2 separate regions of the Mus musculus genome follow, and region 1 is linked to region 2. A link is a loop called in an ENCODE intact Hi-C map of the cell type or tissue named here. Cell type or tissue: left cerebral cortex. All regions are shown on one strand. Each heading gives the region's core, and the rest is flanking DNA. Links, peaks and the distances in the headings are about the cores only. Region 1 overlaps Pfn2 (profilin 2). Region 2 overlaps Wwtr1 (WW domain containing transcription regulator 1).

Region 1 (2,918 bases), core at 109-2,608, 370 kb before region 2:
CTGCTCAGCACTGAAAGGTGGCACTGCTTTCAGCCTGTCTACTTTAGAGTGGTGCATATGCAGCCTCATCTGACTACTCTAAATTATGACAGCTTTGGTAAACCTAAAAATGAAAAGGTGCCTCAGTCCAACGCGTTACGATGCTGTGGGATAGATGGTTGTTAGTCTGTGCCAGTCACTTAGTTATCTTTGTGTCTAATTAGTCTTTACTTGGAGATCTTTCCTTTGATGTTTGCTGAGATTTGAAATCAATTCTCTGCTCATCATTAGAAAAGAAAAGAAAGGAAGGAAAAAAAGATCACATTGTTTTATTTTTTGCCAGGAACATTTCTGAAGAAGAGGGATAGGCCAAAGTTTTAGAGTACATGTTCCATTTGCTGAAATACTTCCAAAGAACGAGATATCAGTTTGAAAAGTAGGAAACTACTCGCAGTTTAAGAACTTGGCCCACAAACTCTGGTACCAGTTTCCAGACTTGATAATAAAAGTTCTGGTTTCAATATGGCATAAGGAACTGTCATATTCCATAGAGAACCTTTGACATTGATGTTTACTCTGACATCTCACCGACACACAAATACATACATGTACTAACCTGTATAACTGCCTCATTTGGCAAAGTTAGCACCTAGAACAGTTCTATAGTGTGAAATCACAAGAGCCTACAGTGAGCTATCATTTAATGCTGTGGGTGTCTGAGGTGTGGTTTGTTTCAGAAACAAATCACACAAAACAAGATAACTTTAAAACAGACAAATCTTAAGTTTTTGCTGCTTCTAGATACGTAAGATGCTAGGGTTGAAAAAAACATGCATCTGCTGAAGGGCTGGAAAAATGTCTTAGTGCATAATAGCCATGACTGAGGTTCTGTTCCCAGCACCCACCCTGCAGCAGCTTACAGCTGTGTAGCTACAGTCCTGGGGGCTCCAATGCCCTCTTCTGGACTCCAAGGACACCAGTCACACATGCAGTATGTATATATGCATGACAAAAACACAAATATGCATCTTTTAAAAAAAAATCAACATTTGAAGCCAAATGAATTGAAACTTTTTTTTTAACCATAGAACACTGCTGACACCTAGTGGCAATAAGTATATTTGAAACACACCTGTACATATAGTTCAGTTCACAAATTAGGTGCTAGAAGTAGTAAACAGGTTTTGTGGTTTTTTTTATTTTTTTTAGACTGGAAAGAATTAGCAAAGGGAAGTATCTGTATAAGACAGATATCACTAGTGTAGAGTTTTGTGACTGGCAGTAACATTTCTGCTTAAATTTGGTTTTCATTTTCCTCTGGAAGTAATAGACATGTCTCTCATTTATAGTCACACGTATAGGACAATAGCTTGTATTTATCATGCATGTTACATTTGGGGAGAGTTTGTAAATGAAAAATATGAAAGTTTTTAAAGTATGTTGTAGGAGATGAATAGCATGATATCAGCCAGACTGTTTCTCCTAGGATGCAAGGTAAACTGTCACTTTCCTCCTAGCTCTCATAAAGATCCCTTTATGGAAATTAGCTGCTGTACAGTGGGGTTTCCTACATGCATCCAGTAGTGTGCTGTTTTTAGTTTATTTACTAGCCTGAAGGCTCTCCATTCTGGAGACATAATGGATTTCAGTGTTTAACAGTTCATGGAAACTAACTTAATGTTAATTTATTAATCTATCTGCTTAAACTTACGTGATTTCTTGATTAACACTCCTTTTGAAACACTTTTCTCCTTTTTCTTTCAGTCTTGGTCTTTGTAATGGGAAAAGAAGGGGTCCATGGAGGCGGATTGAATAAGAAGGCATACTCAATGGCAAAATACTTGAGAGACTCTGGGTTCTAGCTGCTAGGCAGACTGTTAAGTATTAGGGGAAAATTGCTCTTAAATTTTCCTAGCTGTAAGCTTAAGTCTCCTTTGTATCCCTCTGTTGGTGGGGAAAGGTGTCTTTCTTTCTGCCCCTTCCCCTTAAATAATTGTGTTCATTTTTGTTTTGTTTCCTTGTGTACTCCAGCATTGGTTATAGTCATGGGAAAGGAAGGTGTCCACGCAGGCACAATTAACAAGAAAACATATGAACTCGCTTTATACCTGAAGAGGTCTGTAACCAACCTTTATCTGGCATCATAATTGCAGCACAATAATGATTTGCATGATATCTTGAAACTGGGGGAAGGGGGCATGCCAAGTTGGGCATCACTTCGTCTTAGCAGTTAGTGGATTACTGATTACTAAAATAGGTTAATAGTAAGCAAGGTGCCGGTGTACAGTCTCTAACTCGATCAGTGTCTTTTCAGCACTTTGGAGCATTTCCTTGGCTCATCTAGTCTTCCTTTTGTAGCGCATGGTTGGGAGGAAAAAGTGCATGCCTCTGTACGTCACACCTTTCTCACCCCTCCCTACCAACACGAGGTGTTTGGTCTGCTTCCATTCTCTTCTGTGTAGTGCCTGGTTTATTTAACTAATTAATACCTCCTCTGTTGATGAGCTATTGAGAGTTGCAGTGTTTTACTTTTTAATACAGTGACTGCACTTGGGACAGACTATTTGTAGTGTCTATAGGACATGAAGCGTGCAGCTTGGAGAGCAAAGGCACTTCCTCCCACGACCTTACTGCAGTAACCATACCGATCAAATTCCCAGGGACATTCTGTCATTGCAGTAGCTCAGACCTGTCTTTTCTTGCACACCAGCTGTGCTCTTGAGAAAATGTAAAGGCTGCCATTATGGATATTAGGTATCCCAACATAACCATCTGGAGTGTGTCCAGTTTATTTTTCATAGGACCAATTTTTATTTGCAGCTTAGGTTTTTATATGAAGTTGCATTATTGTGGACTTGGCTGTCTTGTGATGTATTTTTTTCATATGTATCCTGTGCCATACTATTGTTAAAATGAACTGTTGCTATTGTGAGATGGAT
Region 2 (2,918 bases), core at 198-2,697:
AGACTCCCCGGCTCCATCACTCCAAACCAACCTCTTCCGTGATACGTACTTGTCCCTTTAAATAAATATGTTCATAATAAAAAGTCCTTTCGAAAACAAATTGGTCATTGTTTTAAACTGGAGGCTTATTTTGTACTAAGGAAAATGAGATCACAGAGGCATGAGGAAGTATTCCATTTCAAAAAATCTACTTTACATTTTTGTTTAAGTCAGAAGTATATCTACATTTTTCCTTCCTTCAAGTGATTCTTAGGCGATAACAGGCTTTGGATAATAATTACAGACTCAACAAATGTTTCCTCCAAAGTATCAGAGTTTCGAATCTGCACTTTTCTAGAGCCAGTCTGGCAGCTGAGTGTGTGCGAGGTGTTTCAAAGAGACACTCCAGGAAATGTGGCAGTGAATTTCTAGAATCGATTGGTACAGGCTTTCAACAAAAGAGATTGACACCAGATCCCCCCCCACCCCCCCTCTTCCCAGGCAGTCTGCCTCTGCAGTCTCCGTGGCTTTGAGAAAGAAAGAGTGAGCTGCACCTCTGCACTGAAATAGCCGCTTTAACGGTGGGATTTTAAAATACCGCTTTCATTTCATTTGTTTCTACTCGCCCCACCCTTCATAATTAAAACAATTCGGTCTTCCATTTTTGTAGAATCCCGGCTACACACTTAAATCAAGCTGAGCACCCTCAGAAGAGGTTATTATCATTCAGTTAGCTCCCTTTGAAGTACATTCCAGCCGAGGCAGGAGCTGGCTGGTGGGAGGTGCCCTGCGAGCCAAAAACACTCACTCGGAGCCAGGCCCCGCTCTCCATTGCCTTTTACTTTCTAGCTTCTTCTGTTGATTTATTCCACAGAGCTGCAGGCCAGTGGGGGAACTAGAGGGGAGGAAGCTTCCAGAACTTCTTAACTCACAAATTGTCTCTGCCTTTCATTATCCTCTGCGTCCACCGCACAGCTTCTCAGCCCTAGGAGGGTGCCTTTTGAATCCATAAATGACGTTTGGTTTTGTTGTTTAAGGGAGCTAACAGATTACCAGTAACTCACTCCAAAGACTCTGTTTTACAAAGGGTTTCCATTCCCAGCTTGTATGTGAAGAAATGTTGGGGGCAGGAGGAGGGAGGGCTGCAGCTTTTCAGAACTTTCTGAGACTGGCCTTTAAAACCGAACCTTAAAACTTTGCTAAATGTGGTGTGAATTCCCGGGATACTAGCTCCACCCATATACATCGAAAAGGATCATAAAACATTTCCAATCCCATCTTCCTCCCGGCTCGGGGAGGAAAAACTGTGCTCAGTGCTGTTGAATAGGCTGGTTCGTTAAGTTCTCTTCTAAACAAGCTGAATGAGGTCATGGGGTTGGTATTTCCATTTTATAGCTGGGAAAACAGGATCAGAGAAATGAAGTAACTTGCCCAAGTTTCATCTCCAGTAGTAGGTGAAAGGGTTTGAATTTGAGGCCTGCCAACTTCAGTCCTCACTGCCTTCTCCCTGGTACTGTCTGTGGAAATTACCGGAATAGCCTCAGAGGTCAAACTGCCTGGATTTAGACACTGGCTCCACCTGCTGTTAGCTACAGGGCTCTGGGAAAACCACTTAACTCTCTCTGGCCCTGTTTCCTCATCAGTAAACTAAGTTAATGGAGTCCTGTGTTCAGGCTTCACATGTTTTTTTTGCAAAGTCTAGTCAAGTCTCTTTGCCTCGCAAATCTTTCTGTGCCGTCCATGACACCTTCTATTGTTTGTCTCACTGTGTTCTTTGATCTATGTCCAACAAGATGCTTCATAAAGCATCTTAAATGAACTGTCAAGGATTTAGTCCAAGGGGCTGCAGAGATGTTTAAGAGCACTGACTGCTTGTCCAAAGACCCAGAGTTCAGACCTCAGTACTCACATGGTAGTTTAAAACCAGCTCTTATGCTAGTTCCAAGGGGGTCCCCCATCTTCTTTTTTGAATAGCTTAGGCACTGCACACATTTGGTGAACAAACATACCTGCAGGCAAACAAACAACCCCCCCAACCCATACATGTAAAAATAAATAAATAGCATTTTTTAAATTAAAATTTTTAAAGATTTATTTATTTATTATATGTAAGTACACTATAGCTGTGTTCAGACACCCCAGAAGAGGGCGTCAGATCTCATTACAGATGATTGTGAGCCACCATGTGGTTGCTGGGATTTGAACTCAGGACCTTCGGAAGAGCAGTCAGTGCTCTTAACTGCTGAGCCATCTCTCCAGCTTTAAATTAAAAAAATAATTTAAAAAAAGAATTTAGTTTAAAATTTCACAGCTCTATTGTAACTGACCTGGGATTTGAACTCTTGTGATTTTAAAGTCCTCTTCTCTGCATTGCATCACTGCTTTCTGTTATGCCAAGCTCAGGACAGGTTCAACAGCATCCTTAACTACTTCTTGAGAATTCCACTGGCAAATAGCCCACAGAACTGAGAAGTAGCCAGTACCTTACCTGATTACAACTAGAAATTTCTTCATTCTGTCTGCCACAAATCTGTGACTGGAGGGATCTTGTAGTTCACTAGTAGCTTAAGAGCCATTGCGAGGCCTTTGAGTTTTGTGATATCCTGACTCCTCGAAGACCCGATATTCTCCAGTGGTCATGCTCATGCATTGTGTGGCTTGGTGAAAGCACTGATAGACCTGCCCAACGCCTGACACACGGCTTGATGGCATGGCAGGGAAGTCAGCTGGAGTAATTGCAGAAGTAATGATGTTCCTGGAGATGGATGTAAGACCAGAGAACAGCAATATAGGGGTTAGATGAACATCCTAATGCCTGTCCATTGTCTATTCTTTGTGATTGTCTGTCTAGAATCTTGTAATTGGTGTTTTTCTATTCTAGCTAGTCTGTGTAAAAGACACACAATCCTGGTATTTTATTTACAAGCTATAGGCCTAGA

Evidence for each region. A loop is a pair of places that touch in the nucleus more often than their neighbours do. Peaks named below come from ENCODE experiments on the same cell type or tissue, not always from the same donor. Only the 100,000 strongest peaks of a DNase experiment are listed, where the experiment ranks them.
Region 1: it touches region 2 in a loop (2.7-fold over the local background); 3 of 42 quality-filtered maps call a loop at or near these places.

What each region holds. Positions count from the first base shown.
Region 1 is chr3:57,842,140-57,845,057 of GRCm38, reverse strand. It overlaps Pfn2 (profilin 2), which reads left to right. Exons shown (of 3, transcript NM_019410.3): 3 at 1,744-2,918. The coding sequence ends at 1,841. Among named protein-coding and RNA genes, the nearest start is that of Pfn2, 4.2 kb to the left of the region's middle. In left cerebral cortex, for the core only: a CTCF peak has its summit at 1,086 (motif pointing left); DNase peaks (open chromatin) are centred at 995, 2,318 and 2,570; H3K4me3 peaks cover 761 bases.
Region 2 is chr3:57,469,031-57,471,948 of GRCm38, reverse strand. All of the region lies in intron 4 of Wwtr1 (WW domain containing transcription regulator 1), which reads left to right. Among named protein-coding and RNA genes, the nearest start is that of Tm4sf4, 45 kb to the right of the region's middle. In left cerebral cortex, for the core only: a CTCF peak has its summit at 1,564 (motif pointing left); DNase peaks (open chromatin) are centred at 426, 757 and 1,524; H3K4me3 peaks cover 464 bases; H3K27ac peaks cover 1,289 bases.